Linked DNA regions of Mus musculus: region 2 is linked to region 1. Evidence: chromatin loops called from intact Hi-C (ENCODE). Cell type or tissue: left cerebral cortex. All regions are shown on one strand. Each heading gives the region's core, and the rest is flanking DNA. Links, peaks and the distances in the headings are about the cores only. Region 1 overlaps Prkcb (protein kinase C, beta). Region 2 holds the start of Prkcb (protein kinase C, beta).

What was found. Peaks named below come from ENCODE experiments on the same cell type or tissue, not always from the same donor. Only the 100,000 strongest peaks of a DNase experiment are listed, where the experiment ranks them.
Region 2: a loop joins it to region 1, with 2.4 times the contacts of the local background. A loop is called at or near these places in 6 of 42 quality-filtered maps.

The regions. Positions count from the first base shown.
Region 1 is chr7:122,336,500-122,347,484 of GRCm38, reverse strand. All of the region lies in intron 2 of Prkcb (protein kinase C, beta), which reads right to left. Among named protein-coding and RNA genes, the nearest start is that of Gm51497, 46 kb to the right of the region's middle. In left cerebral cortex, for the core only: no CTCF peak of the experiment used is centred there; DNase peaks (open chromatin) are centred at 2,629, 5,505 and 9,231; H3K27ac peaks cover 2,885 bases.
Region 2 is chr7:122,284,077-122,295,061 of GRCm38, reverse strand. It overlaps Prkcb (protein kinase C, beta), which reads right to left and starts at 5,937. Exons shown (of 17, transcript NM_008855.2): 1 at 5,545-5,937; 2 at 4,518-4,549. The coding sequence starts at 5,717. Gm51497 (a long non-coding RNA gene) reads left to right here. Exons shown (of 3, transcript XR_003946872.1): 2 at 1,816-1,938; 3 at 2,330-4,426. In left cerebral cortex, for the core only: CTCF peaks have their summits at 2,778 and 4,770 (motif pointing right); DNase peaks (open chromatin) are centred at 5,587, 5,690, 6,024, 6,332 and 6 more places; H3K4me3 peaks cover 4,006 bases; H3K27ac peaks cover 3,531 bases.

The DNA of each region.
Region 1 (10,985 bases), core at 1,893-9,892:
ACCCCAGGGATTCTCCTATTTCACCTTTCTCTTCTATCTCACCCCCACACCCACCTATTCTACATGGAATCTCTCCACCCACCACCTCCAATCTCTAGAATATATGCACTTCCTGCTGCTCAGAAAGATAAGCTGGAAGATGATTTTACCCAAGAGTAATAAAGCTGCTTACTGTCAAACAGCAAAACTTATGCTGTAGCACATTCTCATTGTCCCAGTGATCCATAGCCAAGAAGCCTCCTTCCCCTAGCTGTGTGGATGATGGAGGACATCTCACCCTGGGACCCCAATGGCGTTTAGATTTTTCCTGCGGGGGCCAGGGGGGTGTCTGGGGGACTGCATTCCCTCTGGGAATCAGCTTATGTGGACCCCACCCTTCCTTCCATAGATATCACATTCCCTCCGAATCTGGGAAGTCCTGTCTCTGAGACAGAGAAGTATCTCCCTTTCCGGCTCCCAGATAGCTGGAGCCCGGATATTAACAACAGCAGAATCTCAGGACAACAAACTGCCTAGTGTGCTTCTAATCAAAGTTCTGTCCAGCCCAGGCCTGATAAAACAGTGGTTGTCAGCAGAGGATAACTGGGCCCCTTGGGAGACATTTTGCAACATCTAGAAACATTTTATTGTCACAAGGAGTGTGAGTGATGCTCAGATCTACTCGGCAGAGGCTAAGGATCTCCTAACCACCCTGCAACACACAGGGCAGTCTAGGGAAGGCTCAGCCACCCCAAAATGTCACTAGTGCCAAGGCTGTCAAGTCTTCCACTAATCCCAGCCCTCTGGAACATTCTCAGAAAGCCCACTGGCCCTACACAGGGCATTTCTAGCTGGATGACTGTGCCTGCCCTCCAGGCCAGAACGTCTGTCTCCCGTCAGCTGAGACCCTCTGCTGATAGCAGGCTCTGGAGACTCCCAGGAAATGAGTACAAAGCCCTCCTCCACATTTTAATATATGATGAAGGCAGTGTTTCAATTCTGTGGGAAGCGATGGATTATTCAATAAATGGTATTGGGACAACTGGCTGGCCATCTGCTAAAAAGCAAAGCTAGAGCGTCACCTCCCTCCGAAAATCAAAATAAATTCCAGATGGATTAGAGACTCAAATGCAGAAAGAGAAAAGTTAACGCAGCAGAAGACAGGAGGGCTGCCACGTCGCCTCTCTGAGAGGAAGCCTCCAGCAAGACATGGGGTGAAAAACACATGAAAGATTCAGTCTGGGGGTTTAAGAATTGTTAAGTGTCTATAGAGTCAATGTCCTAATAAACAATATTGCTCTAACCTAAACCTACATTATACTCTGCTCTATGTAAGAAATAAATAAATAAATAAATAAATAAATAAAGCGAATATATGCCCAGCTGATATTTTTGTGAGTGGTTTTCTGAGTCCGAGACTTGATATATAGCTCAGACTGACCTCCAACTCAGGCTCCTCCTGTCTCCGCCTCCCAGGATTTGGGTATGTGCTACCACACCCTTACAATTTAAACAAAAACCGTTAACATCTAAAAGAAATAGGGAAAATAAGCAAAAGGCATGGCTGTATAGCTCACAGAGGGGGAAAAAGGCAATGCAAATTAGGATAACAGTAAAGACATGATGTTTTCATTGACGGGGTTGGTCAACTTCAAAGCTAAAGTGTATGTTGGTGAGGACATTTGGCAGGAGGGTGGCCAGGCCCTGTGGAGAACAACTTGGCAATGTGGATCCGTATTTCACAGTGAACACTTGTTGTCCAGTGATTCTAATGCTTGTTCATGTGTCCAAACCCATGTATGCAAATAAAATGAACACAGGAATGTTCCTTTTAGTGTTGTTTATAATAGCAAAAAGTTCTTTACATTCCCAATGCCTATGGAGAGGGGACTGCTTAAATATTGTACCAAGTATTCATAAAAAGAAATACTATAAAACCTTTAAAAACAACTCAGCGTTTCTGTGTATCAGTCTTCATAAGATGTCAAAGGAAGAACCAGTTTTTTAAAAAATGATGGACAATCTTTCCAAGTGTCTGAAGGAAAATGGAGCCCACTCACAGACAATGGTTCGCTCCACTAAGCACCTACAGTGTGTCCGGCACTGCTCTGGGTATTAGGGAGTCTACCAAGAGTATATACATCAAGATATCTGTGGGTTACACACATTTGGAAAATTATTAGAAGAAAATAAAGCAAACTGGTCATGGGAGACTTTCTAGGGTTGTCAGACTTTCAAACGAAACTACAAGATACCTTAGTTGAATCTAAATTTCACAGATATAACAAGTTATAGCTTAGCATAAGCCTGCTTCGCATGATAATTGAGTCAGATTTGAGAGCTTTTCCTTGTTTAAGCAAAATTCCTCCTCTTAACAGCTACAGTGGGTATGGAGGTAGTCTGGACTGGGAGGACTCGGGCATACCATAGGAATGGGGTTTCTACCAGCAACTGTCCAGCAATGGACTGTGTCCATGGCTCAGCGTAGAACCGGAACCAGGGGTGCACATAGCTTGTTCTCTGTGTTAAACTCACACTGGTGAGGAAGGAAAGAGAAGACATTCATTCCACAGAGCTTTGGGCCGACTCAGAAGAAGCTGCACATTGCATTCTTGGCCACCCCAGCTTCAGCGTCAGCTGGCAACCCTGCAGCTGCATACCAGGGGCGGCTGCTTCTCTAAATGGAAGCAGTAGATCCCACACTCCATCAGCGAGCAAGATTCCCGTGTGTGTGTGTGTGTGTGTGTGTGTGTGTGTGTGTGTGTGTGTGTGTGTAAGTCAGGGCTACAGAGGAGAGAAATGTAAAAGGCTGGGAAGAGAGAAACTGGGCATGCTGGGAACCAGCCTTTTCCAAAAGAAGAAAAAAAAAAGATGGAGAGATTAGAGCCGATCTCGGGATCTCTCCGTCCTTTGAATAGTCTGTCTCTCACTTAGGGAAGATTTTACCACACAAACAGGAAAGGCATGCTTTATACAAAGATCCTCAAACCTTTAACTCCCAAATATTTTGGAGCGCTAACACTAACCGACATTTATGAGGTGCTGATTATATGCGAGGCACTCTACTAAACATCTTAACCAGTGTTGGCTCCAGTTTTAATGACCTCGTGAGATAGATGCTCTTCTCCGCTTTGTGTATGTGTGGAAACCAAGGCATGGAGTATCTCAAGCACGTAGCAGCCATCACACAGCCGGTGAGTTAGAAGACCTGGGATCTCCAGAGCCTCCACTCTTCATCATATGCGAAGTCTGCTCTGGGCACCAGGCAGAGAACAAGACAGACACCCCGTCCACCCTTGCTGGGATTATAGTTTAGAAGGAGCTCTCAAGGAAAATGGTAGGATAATACCAGAGATAGTTAGGGGACAGGCACAAATAAAGATTGAAATGGAACATCAGCCATTTACCTAACCAATGTGGAATAAGGGCCTAGCACCACAATCCAGGCATCAGGATTCAGCCAACCGAACAGGAAGTCCCAATCTCAAGGCAGGTACAGTTCTAGCAATACCCAGCCAGGAATTTAAGAGGGATGCAGCTGAGGCCCCTGTAGTCACTCAGCATGGAGAGAAGGGGAAAACTGCAAAGATCCTGCATGGGAAATGAGCTCCAGTTTCCCATCCCCCACATCCCTTCCAGTGCTGGACTGGTCCAACACTCTCCCCTTTCAGATCCCAAACTCACAGTTCAAAACGTGTCTGTCTCTCACATGACTTTTCTCCCAGCTTTCTGCAGGATCCAGGGTAGAAATACACAGCCTCCTCTAGTCCCCGGGCACATGCAAGTTGCTCAGTTGAAGGATTAACTTTTAGGATTCTCAGTGTTAAAATTCTCCTGATTATTCACGGTCTGAATCCACCCTGAGAATCTTTGATGTTGAGGGAGAAGTGGGTGGTGATTCTGATACCCCGATGCACACAGCAGGCCTGTCCACATACACATAGACAAAAAGCAGCACATAGGACGGTCTGCCACTCGTACACACAGGGGGAGGGCAACAAAATCAGTGGGTTTCTAAAATATGTACAGGTGTTTTGCCTTTATGAATGTCTATGTACCACGTGTGTGCCTGGTGCCCTTGGTACCAGATGGTTGTGAGCCACCATGTGGTGCTGGCTACCAAGCCCTAGTCCTCTGGAAGAACAGCAAATGCTCTTAACTACCAAACCACAACTCAGAGTCAAGAGAAGTTTGCAGATAATGTTCATAAAAACTATGAGAGGACTATATGATCATTTTTTTAAAGAAGGAAGGAAAGAAAGGGAAAAGAGGGGAGGGGAGGGGAGGGGAGGGGAGGGGAGGGGAGGGAAGGGAAGGGAAGGAGTCTGGAGCCAAACAGTTCAGGTTTTAACTAGTCAGCTAGTGGTGAACTGTGTAACCCCTCTGCCTCACCTTGCTCATCTGTAAAATGGGAATTATTTAAACCAGTATCTGGAATTCATAAGGTCCTGGAAGGGCCTAAGGCAGAAAAAAGAACCTAAGACTGCACTTGATATTGAGAAAGTGCTAGCCTAACTTTGGGCTCGATCTCTGTCTGATGCTTTTAACCATTTTGTCACTGTGACAATGGTAGTGGTGGTGATGGGGGGCAGGTGGACAGGCATGGAGGTAATGGCAGCGATGGGGGTGGTAGGAGGTGGCGTTGAGGTGGGGGATTAATCTTTATTGCTGACTGGAAGACAGTAAGAAATGGTTAGGAGACTTGGGAAGCACACAACTGGTTGCATCTAATCTGCAATGGATTAGACCTTGGTGGCACTATCAGGAGCTGGCAAGAGGTGGAAGGAAGTGGGCCTGAAGCCACACCCAGCTTCACCCTTTCCTGGGCATCCTGCCTCAGTTTCCCCACCGCTATGCTGGCAGCTGCTCTGCTCTGACCTCTGCACCATGAGGGACCGAGCCCGCCAACCCTGCACACCAAGATAGACCTCTCTCCCTTAGACTGCTCGGGCGGGCATTCTGTCACAGCAACAAGAAGGGTCACTGATACACTGGTCCAAACTGAAGCGACTGGAGCACTCTCAAAGGATTTAGAATGTTATGATAAAATGTCCAGGGCAAATGTGCCCAGGCTGGTAAGATGCTGTGGTTAGCAGCAGCTGGGCGGGTCCAGATTAAAAGATTAACTTTTCAAGGAAAGAGTGGACATTTTCTCACTGCACCAATCCGAATTTCAGTAAATACAGATTATTGTCCACATGGGGCAGAACCCAGGGAAGCCAGGCCACACACCCTGCTTTCTCCAACTAGACCTTTCTCTACTATGAACAGCTGCTTATCAAATAACTGAATTCAAACAAAACTCCCAGGAGCGAAGCCTTCTGATGGGCCTGGAAAAGTCTCTGTGACCACAAGAGACTTGAGAGCAAGGATCCTCACAAGCTCAGGCAACTGTCTGTGGCTCCAGGAAGCAACTCAGATCTCCCTTGGCATCTCCAAGGCACAGGCAGCAGAAATCTGGCTTGCCCTGCCTGTCTCTCTCCCACAGCTTCCTCCTCTTCTAATTCCCTCTTCTCTCCATCTATTCACTCTCCTCTTCTGCTCTCGGAGCTGCTTCCTGCAGACAAAAACACCCCACAACTTCCAGTCTGCATAGAGATTGCAGCCAGCAGGCTCCAAAAGCTGATAATTCTCCCAATCAAGCAGCAGGTGCCCCCGTTGAGTTAATGAATTTTTCTAAGCAAGAGAACTCATGCCTTCTACTTAATCTCAGGAGAAAGCCCATTGGGAAAGATGGTGGGTGCAGCCCATCGTGAAAGATCGGTGGCAGAGAAGGGGGCCCTTGCTATGCTCTATGAAACACGAGCAATTTGGGAAGATGATACTGCAAACCCTCAGAGCCTTGGGATGATAGACGCAATTAATATTTTCATACTACCCTTAGGAATTATGCTTTGATTAGGAAAGAAATTAATCCTGTAGATTAAAGAAAGAAGTTGCAATATGGGGAAGAAATAGGTGACTCTTTCAGTGCAGGTGACTCACGGGGAAAGGAGGGGTGCCCACAAGGACCAAAACTGGAGCAGGTAAGGAATGCACAGTGAGTAGATCCAGAGTGGGTAGGTGTACTTGTGCACATGCTCTGTGTGTGTGTGTGTGTGTGTGTGTGTGTGTGTGTGTGTGTGTGTGTGTGTGTGTGTAACTGGGTGTGTACAGTCACATGGAGCCATCCCTGTGTGTGCACACTTGTGGGGAACAGACAGCATCCCTGGGTGTTGTTCATTGGTACCTCTCACCTGCCTTTTGCGACAGGGTCTCTCACTGGCCTGCGACTCATTACTAAGGCAAGGCTGGCTTACTAGGGAACACTAGTTACAACACCTGTCTAACTACCCAGCCCTGAGGTGACAAGCGTTCCCTATCATGCTCAGGTTTCTGTGGTGGTGGTGGTGGTTGATTAGTTTGTTTGTTACTTAATGTAGGCTCTGGGGGACCAAACTCAGGCTCTTATACTTACAAGGAAAGCCCTTTACTCTCTGAGCTTTACCCCAGTGAACAAAATAATTCCACCAACAGGACTGCGCTACAGATTGTGTGCAGATGGTGTCCATGGTTACAAGCAAGGAGAGTCACGGTGTTATCATTTGTTGTAGCACAAGACAGGAGATAACCCAATGCTTATCAACAGGACATCCGCATGAAGGAGCATGGGGCTACCATTAAAACTGAGATCTCTCTGTAAGACATGTGCTACCCCATTCTTCCACAACTAATTGACTAAAGTGGTTCTACACAGTTAGTCAGGGACTTTTCATCCATAGCACTAGGACTTAACAACTCCTTGTTATAAAGATGCCCTAGACTCTTGAATGTATTTAACAGTTTTTCCACCCTCTAGACTCCTATAGCAATCCCCACCCCCTCAAGTGATCACAAACCAAGTGTCTCTGGTATTGCAATATGATAGGGGCACAAATCATCTGAGTTCGATTATGAGTCCTGAACAGTAACAACCATGCCTTCTTTATCCCTTTTTTCTCCACATTTAATAATGTGGAAAATTTTATTACAAATGATGGCTTTTTGGATACTCTTAAGGCATGTTCATCATTGCAGTTTAGGTATAGAGTGTCCTCAAAAATGCTAACATGGGAAAGACTTGGATCATTAGCTGATGGGCTCTTGGGAAGTGAATGATCTTGAATCCATTGGTAGGTTCATAATTGAGTGTTGGGGGATGGTAGAAACTGCAGAAGATGGAGCCTGATTGAGCAAAGTTTGTCACTGGACAGCAAAACCTCTGAAAGGTCTGGCCTATCTTCAGCTTCTTCCTCTGTATCTCTCCTTCGGCTTCCTGGCTGCCATGAAGTGGGCAGCCAGCCTCTGTATCATATGCTGCCCACAATGATGTTCAGTCTCATTGAAGCCCAGAAACAATAGAGGCCAGCAATCACAGACTGAACCATGAGCTGAAATGAACCTTTCTCCCTTGAGTTCTCTCAGGCACTTTGTCATGGCGATGAAAAAAAGTGACTTTCGTATTCATAATTTTGTCTACTCTAATAAGTTGCCATTCAGGATCTGTAGTTGGAAAATTGTTCCTTTCTCAGTACAGTTATGAGAGAAGCCTTCCTAACAGCCAAAGAATAGAGAATATATTATTAGTCTTATTAAAACAGAGAATATATTAGTCTTATTAAAACACAAGAAATGGGATGTCCTGTTTCCCCTAATCTGTCCTTTGGTAATTATTACCCTGTCTTTCCATGCCAACCAATGCTACAAAGACCAAGAGCCAATGCCCAGGGCTCCTGCTGCTTGAAGGCCATGCTGTGGCTGGCATCTCCACTCCCTGTTCCCATGGAAGCAGATGGAGAAATAGTTGTTTTGCAAGGTTGGCCACACTCAGTGGCAGACTTCCATTGCAGGAGACACTCTAAGTAACCCCACAAATAAATCAGCAACACAAGCAAAGACAAGCAATGAACCCCAAAAAGAGCTCCTCCTCGCCCAATGCCATTCACAGAAATACCTCTCAGTCGGCCCTGAGCACCATGCCATGAATGACACAGATCCTTAAAGACACCAATGAAGCCAACCAAATCATTGTCATCTGACATGACAGGTGTGCAGATTAAGGTGCACAATAGTTAAATGATTCTGTCAAGATCACACAGCTTAGGGCTGCACAGTGCCTAACAGACAGCAGGCCCTCCCTAAGTGAGTGTAATATTGTTTTCTTATGCATTATCCCATCTCGACGTTGCCATGCTCCTTCGTATGCCAGGGTCTCTGCCTGAAATGCTTTTTGTTAATCTCCTATTTTGCTTAAATCTCAGTTTGTCAGTTTCTCTCATCTTCAATCTAAGACAGATTGCCTTAATGTGCCTTCCTCTTTTAAACTTTATGTGTATGGGTGTTTTGTCTGAATGTACATCCATGAACCACATGTATATAGTGTCAGTGAAGACCCAAAGAGGGCCAGATCCCTTAGGACTGGTAGTATAGATAGTTATGTGTCACCATGTGGGTATCGGCAATTGAACCCAGTTCCTCTGGAAAAGCAACTGACGTTCTTAACTGCTGAGTCATTTCTCTGTCCCTTTAATATGCATTCTTACATACTACATTCTTCTCAGGTATAGTCTTTGACACACTCTAATTATGTGATCACCTACATAATCATTTGCTTGTTTTTCTTCCCAAATGGGAGAACTCTATGTGGTAGAGACTGCTTCTAATTTGTTGGTCATTCAATGAGCACACAGCAGACATTCAAATATTGAATGGATAGATGGTTGGATGCATGCATGCATACATCTATGAATGAAAAGGAAAGAGAGAAGGCGGGCCTCTGTGCAACAATCACATTTTAAAGGCATATAAGCTCTGGTCCTCCCCTCATTCTGAATAGAGTAAAGTTCCTGAAGACTAGAGGCAAAGCAGACAAGATTTGCTATCAGAACCCAATTAGCTTCAAAAGCTTGGTTAGTCCAGAAACAGAAGGACTCTGGCTTCCAGGTGACAGCTGCATAAGCCATCAGTGTTGGCTTAGCACCTGGTTAGGGCTCTAGCCACTGTCAATTGTACTTTCTGGGCCTATAAAACTGGTCTGATTATTCCTTCACAACATCTGAAAAAGGAAAGGAAAAAAAGCTTTTTTCCCCCCAACACACATCAATGAGCTGTAGTCTTTAGATTCCAAATGCCCTTGCGAGCCCTCAGGAAACACTGTTCTTGTGTAGCACATCACAGCATGAACTCCCCACTTCCTTCAGGGGGAAGAATGAAGCCATCTGGCAGGAGTTGCTCTCAGTTCTTTCCCACCACCCCCTCCCTGCTCAGGGCTCAGCAGAGTCCATCACATGTGCCTCCTCCACTCCCCGGTGCATCCCACTCCATCGCAGGCAACAAGCTTTATCCCCAAGGGCCCTTCAGCCCCTAGGCACTAGGCTCTAAACTCTCAACATGCTGTATTATTTTATCATGACCACTTGGTGCAGGGACTGGCACGTAGTAGGGATTCAAAAATGTTCATGAGATGGATGGACAAATGAATGATGAATGAGTAGGGGAGTGGGCAGACAGATGGGTGGAAGGATGGATGGGAGGAAGGGAGGGAGGGAGGGAGGGAGGGAGGGAGGGAGGGAGGGAGGGAGGATGAACAGATGGTGGATGGATGGAAGGATAGATAGATGGACAGATGGGTGAGTGGATAGATGGATGGAAGGAAGGATGGATAGATGGAAAGATGGGTGGATGTATTGATGGATGTATTGATGGATGGATGAGCAGATGAACAAATAAATGGGTGGGTATGTGGGGAGTAGATAGATGGAAGAAGAGAAAGAAGGAAGGATGGATGAATAGATGGATAGATAGTGGGGTAGATGAAAGGAAGGAGGGAGGGAGGGTTAACAGATAGATAGGTCTTCGGGTGAATAAATAGAGGTATGAAGAGTTTCCCAGTTGCCTTCACTGGCATTTTTCAATGCTTCATTTTATTTCACTTCAAGAGATGTACTGTATTTCCATGCATTCTCTTAATTCAAAGCTAATTGCTGACTACAGCAAAAACAATTTACATGTAAATGACACTAGAATAGAACTGTTTCCTCCCTAGGACATTGCACATGCTGGCCTTTCTGCCTGGAAGGGCCCTCTTCTCTTCACACAGCTAATGCCTTCTCATTTTCTTTAAGGTAGGAGCAGGAATGTCACCTTCATGTGAGTCCCCCATTAGAGTCAAGTGGACATACTCGCGTTATTCTTTCTCCAAGACCCTCCTTGTTTTCCTTATATCTTTGTTTTACTTTATACTCGTCTTAATCTTGTATATTTCTCTCATTCTCTCAATGTGGGTTCAGTGATGGCACAAGTCAAGCTCTCTCCAGACTTTACCCAACACAGAGTATACAATATGTGTTCCCTCATACAATAGGTGTTCACGTCTGATAAATGGGTCAGAAGACAGGAGAATAATAAAATCAGTAAGCCTCAGGAGTCACATCTCAAAATGTCTTGAAAACATGGAAAATATGCATGTACAATAGCAATTTATAAGCAGACAAATATGTTAATTTTTTCCACAGATTTTGGGGCCAAGATTTATGGAAGAAAGTTGGAAGGATTGTTTGGGAGAAGAGAAGAAGAACCTTGCCAAATGTCATGCCTTGCAAAATAATGTAAATTAATCAAATTATCCCATTAAAAGACAATGATTCATAATTTGGGGGAAAAATCAAAATTCAAATATACAGTGCTCACAGAGCCTTACTGAGAATAAAATGACAGAAAATAGAAAGGAGGGAATGAGAAGGGCTGCTGTGCCTGGATATCAGCATCACACCATAGCTAACGTGCAAACATCTCACACAGGACAAAACAAGTGTTTGTATTCACAAAAGGCACACCAATAATAGTATAACAAAGCCAGTTATGACTTGCAATCCACATGCCTGGCATTTTGTGAAGCACTTCACATTGATTATATCATTTGCTTTAAATATCAAGAAAAGGAGCATTTAGCAATGCATGTAGGAGAAGCTAAAACTGGTTCATAGTTT
Region 2 (10,985 bases), core at 1,274-9,273, 52 kb after region 1:
TTTATCACACCAACCATATTTCCAAAGGTCATATTTTCTGTATTTACTTGGGAAGGTCTTCCACTGTTCAGTAACGAAGCTTCAGGGGAAGGGGAAAAGCCACCCAGGCCATGGTTACCACTTTGCAGTGTGCCTTGCTGATTCTCAGTTGACTGAGAAAGTTCAACCCATACTACTCAGTGTAACAATATAAGTACCCAGAGACAGGTGTGGCAAAATGAAATGACCTTTGAGTTAATATTTCCCATGTCCTTTTGTTTTTCAAGGTGGAGGATAGCACCCAAGACCTTGCATGTACTTCCACTGAGCCACCCCTAGCCCCAATTCATATAATGGTTGATTATTGTTTTAATTGCATATTCTAATCTGTATATGTTAACAATAAACTACATTAAAACTTGTCTTCTATAGCGTATCTATTGAGGGAAGACGACAGCTGTAGGTTCATGTGACACTTAGTTTGTTTTCTCTCTTTTTTAAATAATTCAAACAAGAAGTTAAAGACATGTTTTCGAATTCACCAAGGGAAGGTAAAAGGGCTTTCTTGTTAGAATCCTTAAGTCTAGTTCTTTATAGTCAGAAAAACAGTGGCCCCGGGCTTTTTGAGAGTCCAAGGCAAGTTCAGATCTTTCTCATGAGGGAAACCGTGTGCTCTGGGCCCAGACACTGAAGTATCTACTGGCTGGATTACCCTAAGTCTCATAGAAACACACCCATCTGAGCACATGAAACAGGCACAGTCATTTCCCGAGTTCCAGTCAGCTCTGCCCTGCTTCGGCACACTTTCCCACCATTAATCAAGTCCTGACGATCATCTTACTTTGAGTTGTTTACTCTCACGGTGGATATTTCTCCTTAGCTACTTACTTTACCCCAGAGCTCTACAAAGGAGACACTGTGTCCTCTTTCACCAAGATGGCGAGCAAGGTTACAGTGTGGGGATGGACTCCCCAAGGTCACACCGTGAGCAGATAGAAGATGAGGGATCAGAGTCCACGTCTGTCTGGTTCCAACCACGTGCTTTAAACACCTAGATCTGAACATCTTAATGCTTCTCTATTTCTACTGAAATGACTTCCTTTAACAAAAAAAGAGAAAAGTTTCCTCTCTGCCAAACTGCAAAGTCTTTCTTTGGATAAAAGTTGAAATCCTCCCAGTGATTAGTGAGTTGATTAGAATTTAAGCACAGCGTGCAGGTTCTAGGGTTGTTAAAAGAGTGCCTTGGAGAAAGAAAGGTTTGTCCTGTGGCATAATGGGTCCCATTTCTAATCCAAAATTGTGTGCAATTTCACAAGAGGGATCCTCTGTCAGCTGAGGCATTATCAAAGAGAGAAGGAGGAGGGTGGGTAAATCAGTGGCAGTTAACCGAGAGTTTTGTCCTTTAGCTGTACAAAAGCCAGAAGTCTGTTCTTAAGAAAGCTTCCCAAGTCTATAAAAATCTGTGGTTCCCTGTGGTTCCTGGATGCTCTGTCCTGCACCCCGATTTCCATGACAGCTACTGGAGCATTGGGGCAGTGACAAGGGCATCTTAATCTTGGGATCCTCCCACACCATCCTGAGGGGTTAGCCAATCTCTGCTTCCTCCACCTTTGAGATGGAAACATCCTTCCCTCCCTCCGCTGTTGGCTGGGAACGTGCTACCTGAGCTGAACACTACTGTCCTCTAGGTTTGCTCGGAACGAGACGTGGACATTCATTGGGTTCTACTCTAGCCAATATATACCGAGTATATAGCCAATTCTCTCTAGGCAACATCCCTAAGAGCCACTGAAAATGATGTGTCTTTTGACTTCTTTTGTCCCTTTCCTGTCCCAGCTGGCTAAAAGGAGGCCTGGTGCCTGGAGAATCCAGTATCTTCTTGAGCTGTGAGATAACTATTGCTCCCTGGGACAGCATCATAGAAAACTGAAGGACCAGATCTCTGAACTGTTGACTTAGGTAAAAGAATAAACTCTGTTTGTTTTCTATTATAATGTTGGTCCTACTTTAAGTAAATTCACTTTAAGGTAAGATATCAGGCACCAGGTACTGAAAATAATCCTATAAAAGGAGCTCGTCTGTGGTTCCAGAATTAGTTCCAAGCAACACTGGGTACCAGTGATAAACTCCCTCCCTGCCTTCTAGGCTGTGTCCCACTCTAAGCAGCTCAGCTCAGGGCCCATGAATCTACCCCACCCCCTCCTTCCTCCTACCCACTCCAAGTCAGATGGAGTAGCCCATCAACGCAGTAACAGAGGGCCAGATGTTCAGAGAGCTAAGGGGTGAAAAAATGAAAAGAGAAATGATTTTGAAAATACCTTTCACCCCTCCCCTTTCCTTTTGTTCCCAGGAACCCAGGGAGTCGAGCACACGAGGCAAACGCACTGCCAGCTTCTGAAAAAGTCTTATTCCTAAAGTTAATCATACTTCTTGAAAACTTTCATTCTGATTTTTTTCTCATTGTGCCAAAAAAAAAAAAAAATCCTAGGCTTTGAATAAAAGGATCTCCTGCTCCATATGTGCAGTCCCCCGCACATTCCAAAGCTGACTTTCCCAGCCATCAATAACAGAGAGCAGGTGGCACAGGAGAGCCACAGAAGCAGGGTTTAAAAAATCACCCCTGACCTCGACAAGAGACAAAAACAGAAACCAATTCATGCGAGTGAAAGGCAACCTCACAGATTCCACATTCCCCACACCGAGCCACTCTCGGTGCTGTGTTTAAGAGAGACAAGTTCTAGAAAACCATCCAGACGGTGCCACTGGCCTGACTCGTTGCCACCGGCAGGGACTTGGCAGTCCTTCCATGTACTGTATAAAACTGAGGCTCTGGATCTCAGCAGAGGAGGCTGGAAACTTCCTGTCCCACTCCAGAACTCAGTAAAAGCCTTCAGCTTAGGGCAGCCAGGCCCATGCATGTCCCAAAGCCACCTCTGAGCACTGGGGTCTTTTGATTTTGCATGCAGCGCAATGGTGCAAAGCAAAGTTATCCATGGGCACTACTGTCTCACTTCAGGCTATTCCACACCCACACGCTTTCCTCTCCAGATTTAAGGCCAGTTCACAGGGTGGAGGATGGCAATTCGACCCTGAGAATACCTGTATTCCCAACACCTGGGAGACTAACAAAGAAAGACAGAAAAGCTTCCAGGACAAGGTCAGTCTGGGCACAAAGTGAATCTGAGTGAGAACGGGGAAGGGGGGGATAGGAAGGGGAGGGAAAAGGTAGGAGGGGGAGGAGGTGTTGGGAGGAGAAGATGCAGAACCACTTCTGACCAAACCCAACCACACCTGGCTTAAAGGGAGAGAGAGGGGCAAAACAACCCTGTAAATTCAAGAGGCAAAGGGGGTCAGAATTGTAGAAGGCCAGTGTTGAACAGAGACATAGCCTCGAATGTCTGCTCATTGGTAAAGGGATGACCTCAGTTCCAAATGATCGATTCAGCATGAAAGTAGAGTCAGTATTCAACAAGTTGAATGCTGTGTGTGTGTGTGTGTGTGTGTGAGAGAGAGAGAGAGAGAGAGAGAGAGAGAGAGAGAGACAGAGAGAGAGACAGAGAGAGAGACAGAGAGAGAAAGACAGAGAGACAGACAGACAGAGACAGACAGACAGACAGACAGACAGACAGACAGACAGACAGACAGAGACAGAGACAGAGACAGAGACAGAGACAGAGGGGAGAGAGAAATTCACAAACTATTTATGGCATTCTAAGGGTTAAACAAGGCCACATCTTTAGAGATTCAATTTAAAACCTATCTTTCCCCCTCTCCCATTTTGCATCAGAGCCTCTCTGGAACAAAGCAGGCACTCTCCTGAGCTACATTCCTCAGTCCACAGTCCATCTTGTAGGCACAAACCCTAGAGATAAGAGAGGCCACCAAGTCTCTGATATTTGATTAGGTACCCCTGGTTAAAATCATGGCTCTTGAGCTAGAATCAAGAACCCAGGTAAGGAGTCTCTTGGAGTCCTTCTTGTGCCTCCTCAGATGTTAAAAAGGGCAACCTCAGGCAGGATCCCAGAGGCACCCCATCTGGAACCACCGCTTTCAAAGAGAGAGGAGGCCCAGGGGAAACCACAGTTGCTTTTCTAGGGGGATGCGCCATCTGCAGATGGCAGCCACCTGCAAAGCAGGGGAAAGAGGCAGACCCTCCTACTGGGAGGTAAGGGAGAGCAATGAGCAAGAAAGGGCTGGAATTAGGAAGAAAGAGGTTCCCTCCACACACAAGAGTCCTTGAAGACATTTCATTTCTTAAGCAGGGCTGGCAGTCCTGAGAGAATGCTCAGATAGCAGCGGGATGGATGCACTTTTTGACTTTTAGGGCCTTCCAGGAGCTCCACTGGCCTTTCCTGGATGGTGCATCTCTGGCCCAAATACACACCCCTTAAAAGGACCCTTTGGTGGTGAAGGATTCCTAGCCTGGGAGGTCACTCTGACAGGCAGGATTACTTCACTCTGCCTAACTCGGCCACGTCTTTGAAGTCTGTATTACTCTCTCTTCCCACCATCGGCATCCACAGCGCCACAAAGCCTACCTTGACACTGGAATCCCTGCTTCCCGAAGCCCCTGTAAAAGCACAAGAGGGAGTATCAGTCTGAGGGGTCCAGTTACCAGCTAGTTTCACACAGTCGCCCTCTCCCTTCCCACTGTCCCTCTACCCCAGGGGCAACCTCCTAGCTACAGCCTGGTCTCCAAGGTGTCTTCCACCTTGGATGGGATTGGGAGGTACACTACCGGAGCTTGGCAGTAACCCCCACCTCACATCTCCCCTGCAGTACAGAGGCGACCACGACCACCAGGTGGCAGGATGCGAGGGTGCATTTCCGCCCGGGTGGGGGCGGAAGGCGGGCTGGATATTTGCCCAAGGAGATGCCGGGAGTACCCTCAAGGAAAGAGAAAAGGACCTGTCTAGGGGGAGGATGATAGGGACTTCACCACGGTGGTAACACCTGAGGGGCTAGGGGGCGGGGGGAAGGTCCCCCCATGCTTGGAGGGGCAGAGGGAAGAAAGGGGCCCTGCAGCGACTTGAGGGTGAGAACCAAGGAATGAAAGGGGTGCTCAAGACTCTGGAGGCGAAGTAAGAGATAACCCAGGGCACTGCTCTAGGGACGCAGAGGGAAGGATGCTCCACGCCCCGGGGAAGTAGAGGACACCCCAGAGAGCTGCCCCGGAAAGGAGGGGTGAGGGTGAGAGCTCCTCGAGCCCGGAAGGAGGCAGAAAGATCGGGAACCTCAGGCGAGAAAGACACCCGCGGAGCTGCCCTGCCGAGGAGGGACAGCCACACTGAGCCCTGAGCCAGGTGTCGAAAAGGCGCCTGCAGCGCTGTCCCTAGGCGCTCGGGCGACAGAGTGCAAGAGGGCAGAAGGCGCCTGGCGGCCAGCCGTCTGGGAGCAGAGAACCCAGCACCTGAGGGACTGGCCATCCGGGAGCGCAGGGCATAAGGGTCCAGCGGGATGGGGGTGATCACACGGCTCCTCCCCCCGGGGGCAACAACAGGGGTCCCCATGCGTGTCGCTGCCCTCTAGGGCCCCAGGCAGGTGGCCCGCGCGGCGCACTCTCACCAGATGAAGTCGGTGCAGTGGCTGCAGAAGGTGGGCTGCTTGAAGAAGCGGGCGGTGAATTTGTGGTTCTTCACCTCGTGCACGTTCTTCTGCCGGAGGGCGCCTTTGCGGGCGAAGCGCACTGTGCTCTCCTCGCCCTCGCTCGGCGGCGGCCCCGCAGCCGGGTCAGCCATCTTGCGCGCGCGGGGACTGGGGGGAGCCCCGAGAGGTGGCGGCCCCGGGGCGGCGGGACCGCGGGGCTGCAAGCCCGGAAAGGCGCGGGACTAGGCGGCCGCTGCTGCCGCCCGGGGACCGCAGGGCCGCGCTGCCCCTTCGCGCCGGCTCTGGCGGCGGCCGCGCGCGCGTAGCTGGGCTGTCACTCGCCCAGCTGCTGCCGCTGGTCCAGCTGTGCTTGGCACCGCTGGCCCCAGCTGCGGGGGAGGGAGGCGGAGCCCCAGTGTAACCCCGCCTCCCTCATTTGCATGAAACCCAGGCCCCGCCCAGAGCCGCCAGCTGCTTTACATATCGGCACCACCAGTACCACCAGCAGAGACACACACAGACACACACACACACATACACGTACACCGCAACCCGCAGGCCTCCCAGCCAAGTGTTCTTAGCCGCAGCGCTGCGGCGCGAGGACCGCAGTCTGCGCTGGACAGATCTGAGCCGCGCCCCTGGCACCCTGTCCTAGGCCCTGGGGTGCGTTAAGATGAGCACCTCGGTTGATCCAGCAATGACCAAACGCCTAAGGACCCAAGGGGCTCAAGGAGATGAGGGTTGAACAGGCTGGAAGCAGCCAGTTTCACCTTGGCCTCTGCAGAGACTGGTACCCAGCACCCTCCATCCATCATCCCATTGGTCATTCGGCATGCGTCTCCTGGAGGGATGGGCTTTCATTGTCACTCATCCGGAAAGGCCTGTGGCCACACACACACACACACACACACACCAAGGTCTGCAGAGGTAGGGGAGGACTATACATATATGCATATGTATATATGTATATATCCACCACAAAGACTTGTCTCCACTTGCTCGAACACTTAGAACTCTCTCCACAAAAAGACAGTTTCCCCAACCCCAAAATGGCTGGGCTAATGATGACAGGAGACAAATTTAATAAATGAGCGTTTCCCTACATTTCATTCACTTTTGTCCCTTCTGGTCATACTTGTGCAGTCTGTTAAAACAAAAGTCTATGTGATTGGAAATACCTAGGTTTGTGTGGGTTAAGATCTCCCCAGGTGCTGTCCTCACACCTGGGGCCTTCTTGTATTTGTTAGGAGAGATTTCAAATGTTCAGGGAACATTAATATCCAACGCCATACTCCCCTTGATGCCACTTGAAGGATGGGAAGATAACCAATGATACGACATTGCATGTTATATAAGGCACTGCATCTAAATCTCCCTCTGGTGTGATGCTCTACAGCCTGGGGATGAAAAATGGCATCTGACCGAACTCTTCCACACGTCCCCGGCATTGTTAATGACACCTTCATGTCTCCTGGTGTTGAGTTTAGCATCTGACAGCTCCTACAAGCCCAGTGAGCACTGCTTGAGTAAGTAACAGAATGGAAGAAGGTTACCTGTACCATGCATGACCTGTAAATGTGCAAAAATTAAAACTAAACATACAGGGTGTCAGGGAGGCTTGTGCACTGTCTCATTCGGTCACAACCATAACCTGTATAGACCAGGTAAGTTCTGTGAATAAGCAAAATTAGATGGAAGTGAGTAAGGGGTACACAGTCTCGGGGTTGTACAATGGAGGCTGTCCAGACTACAAAGTGCACTGGTGACAAAGGGTTGGGCCTCTGTAGTGGCAGAGCCTGGATACCACTCTGACAATTCCTACTGGGAGCTCCTGAGCAGAGAGTCACAGTGAGGTGTCTAGCAACTGCATGGTGAGCTATATACCTATAATAATACAGTGTCCTTCCCCTACATAGTAATGCAAAGGTAACAAGGGGGAAAAAGGCATTCACTTTTAAGGTTGGCATGTTTGGGAAACTGGATGTCCCTGGCTATTCTTAGTCTTTTGAGAGGCTCCAGCACCTCCCAGGGAGACTTGGGAAAACATCCCAGGAGACATTGCTGCTGAAGGAGATTTCCTTTGAAAGATGAACTGGAGGCTCACAGCCCACATCCTGTCTTTTGAACCAAGTGCTCTGAGTGACTTTGGTCTGTAACAACAAACTACCTCATGGTGTCTAGGCCTGGAGCCGCATTGCTGCTGTCCTAAAAGCCATTCCATTCCTGGAAGAGCTGTGTGAAGAGAGGCTGGAGACTCAGGTTCCCAGAGGACCCAGATATCTACAGGTTAAAGTTCAAACTGTGGCCTTTGAATACTGGTTTTTGTTTTGTTTTGTTTTGTTTTGTTTTGTTTTGTTTTGTTTTGTTTTGCCAGCCCAGTGATCTTCCTTTCTTTTTATTGTTCACACTATAGTATTTTACCTAAATATCCAAATTATAAGTTCTCTGGTGGTGGGAGACAATGGAGCTTGCATCTCTGAGTTCATCTATTCATTTGTTCACTCGTTCAACAAAAATTACATGTGCCATTCCAGACACTAAAATAAGCCAGATAAAAGGTTCTGCCTTCATGGAACGTATGAACCAATTAATGAGACTGAGGAATGATAATCTATCAATTAACAAATCTCTACCAAGTGGTGTGAAATCTGTCCTGTAAATAAAAATGAATCATATAATCATAAATTATAAATTATGGTGAAAAAAATAACAGTATCCAAGGAAGCCCTTTATAACTAGGCTTATCTAAGAGAAAGCTTGAATGAAGTGATGGTGAGCAACCATGGCCCTGTCTGAGGCTAGAATTTTCTAAATAGATAAAAGAATAATGACAAAGGATTTAGCTCATCGTGCTGGACAAAAGCAAGGTGGTCTCTGTGTCTGAGATAGAAAAGAGGCAGCAGTGCTGGGCGGTGGTGGCACACGCCTTTAATCCCAGAACTTGGGAGGCAGAGGCAGGCAGATTACTGAGTTTGAGGCCAGCCTGGTCTACAGAGTGAGTTCCAGGACAGCCAGGGCTGTACAGGGAAACCCTGTCTCAAAAAAAGAAAGAGAGAGAGGGAGAGGGAGAGGGAGAGGGAGAGGGAGAGGGAGAGGGAGAGGGAGAGGGAGAGGGAGAGGGAGAGGGAGAGGGAGAGGGAGAGGGAGAGGGAGAGGGAGAGGGAGAGGGAGAGGGAGGGAGGAAAGAAGGAAGGAAGAAAGCAAGCAAGGACGGAAGCAAGCAAGGAAGGAAGGAAAAGAAAAGAAAGGAAAGGAAAAGAAAGGAAGAGGAGAGGAGAGGAGAGGAGAGGAGAGGAGAGGAGAGAAGAGAAGAGAAGAGAAGAGAAGAGAAGAGAAGAGAAGAGAAGAGAAGAGAAGAGAAGAGAAGAGAAGAGAAGAGAGGCAGCAACTATTAAACAATGAGATGTGGCCTGATACAACACAGGTTCCTCTTAAAGATCACCCTGGATACCACATGGGAAAAGGCTTTAGACAAGGAGAATGGAGGCAGAGAGAGCAGTGGAGAGGTCCTTTAAAACGATGAAGCAAGGGAGGACAACATGACATGGTGTTCCACAAGCCTGAAGAGCAGAAAATGAATGTGTGTGTCCAGGTCTCCGGGCCCCCATTCTGGTCACCTCTACCCATTAAGGAGTAAACGCTGGGCATTTGGTAGACATCAGACGTAAAGGGAAACAGGTTGTCCTGCATTGTAATGGAGTCAGGGTGTCTTCAAACCAGAGTTCATTCTTAATGTTGAGTACATGAATTCTACAGCAGCCAAAAAAATCACAAAATGGAGTGGCTACAGATAGAAGTGCATTGTTGTTACATTTAACAGAGGGTAAAAACTCTAAATCAGAGACTGGAGAGATGGCTCAGTAGTTAAGCATACTTGATGTAAAGGACCTGGGTGCAGGTCCCAGCATCTACATGGTGGCTTACAGCACCATAACTCCAGTGTCAATAGTTCCTAGAACCTCTTTGACCTACTTAGGCACCAAGCACATGCATGGGTACACATACATACAGGCAGGCACAACACTCATACACATAAAATAAAAAGAATGTTTTAAAATTCTAAACCACGTTCTCTCTGGAAGACTCAGATAGGACCCTTCCCCTCTCTCTGTCCCTGCTTCTGGTGGCTGTCTGTGTCACATCTTTCTCTGCCTTTGTGATCCTATTCCCTAGTGTGTCTCTCTTCTCTTCTCTCTGACTTCCGTGTGTGTGTCTTACATGGACACTTACTGCTCATTGGACTTACTCACTGCTCACCCATTAATCTGAATGATCTCTTTATCCCAATATCCCTATGTTAATTACCAGGAAGACTTTTTCTAAATAAGATACCATTTGTAGGTTACTTTAGAGAGATGCCTCAGGCATCAAAAGGCTAGCTTCACAAACAACAAAGCAGAATAGCATTTATAGGTGGTAGAAATTGTGACATGGGTGTATGGAAGTGACCACCATTCAAGCCACTGAATTGCCTAACCCTAGGCAGGTCAGTTCCCCTCGGAGTGTCCCGGTTTCCTTCTCTAGTAAGTTATGTGAGAATTCTGTGTTCCGGTCTAGAGCTGTACTCTCCAATGCAGGCAACACTAGCCACACGTGGCTGGAGAGCATTTGAAATTTGATTAGTCTGAACTGATTGTTAAGAACAGTCACCCAAGTAACGATCCACCATGATTAGGTGAATCAGCACCCTAAATTTCAAGCATGTATAATGAAAATGAATGTAAAATAGCTCATAACGATCATTTTCATTGCATGCTGAAATTTTACATTTTTATATATTGATGAGTTCCAGTACTTTTATATAATCAAATTTCTCTCCAGAAGTAATTCAGTCTGATTGCTTTTATTTTTTGCAGTGTGGTTACTAGAAAATGTAAAACGGTATATGTGGATCACACCATATTTCCTTGCCCGGCTCTGTTCTAAAGAATGGATTAAGTTAATTTTAAAATGGATAAACTGGAAGCACCTCTATTCCATATGGCACCGACAGTGGATGCCTGACAGGAAGCTGAGGTATCCAACTTCAAACTTTTCCACTTAGTTGGCAATAAGTTGCTGCTGGCTGTCAACTGTAAGCTCTCCCAGGGCTTTAGCAGGAGGTTGGCTCCCCTTCACGTGTGCCTCTCCACTGGTTTCTTGGGCTTCACAGCGTGGTGGCCAACTCCAAGAGTCAGTTCTCCCAAGGACCTGAACTAGAGGACTACATTTTCCTGACATCTGACCTAGAATCCAGAATAGCAGCATCATTGATATAAATTGGTGGTCAAACAGCCACAGAACCCACATTCAAGGAAAGACTATTTCTCAGTGGAAAAGATTCAAAGAATTTAGAGGCCACATAGGAAGATTTGGAATGGTAAATTTTTACTGAATTAATAAATCTCAAATTCTCATTTGAAAACAAACTTGCAAATGTT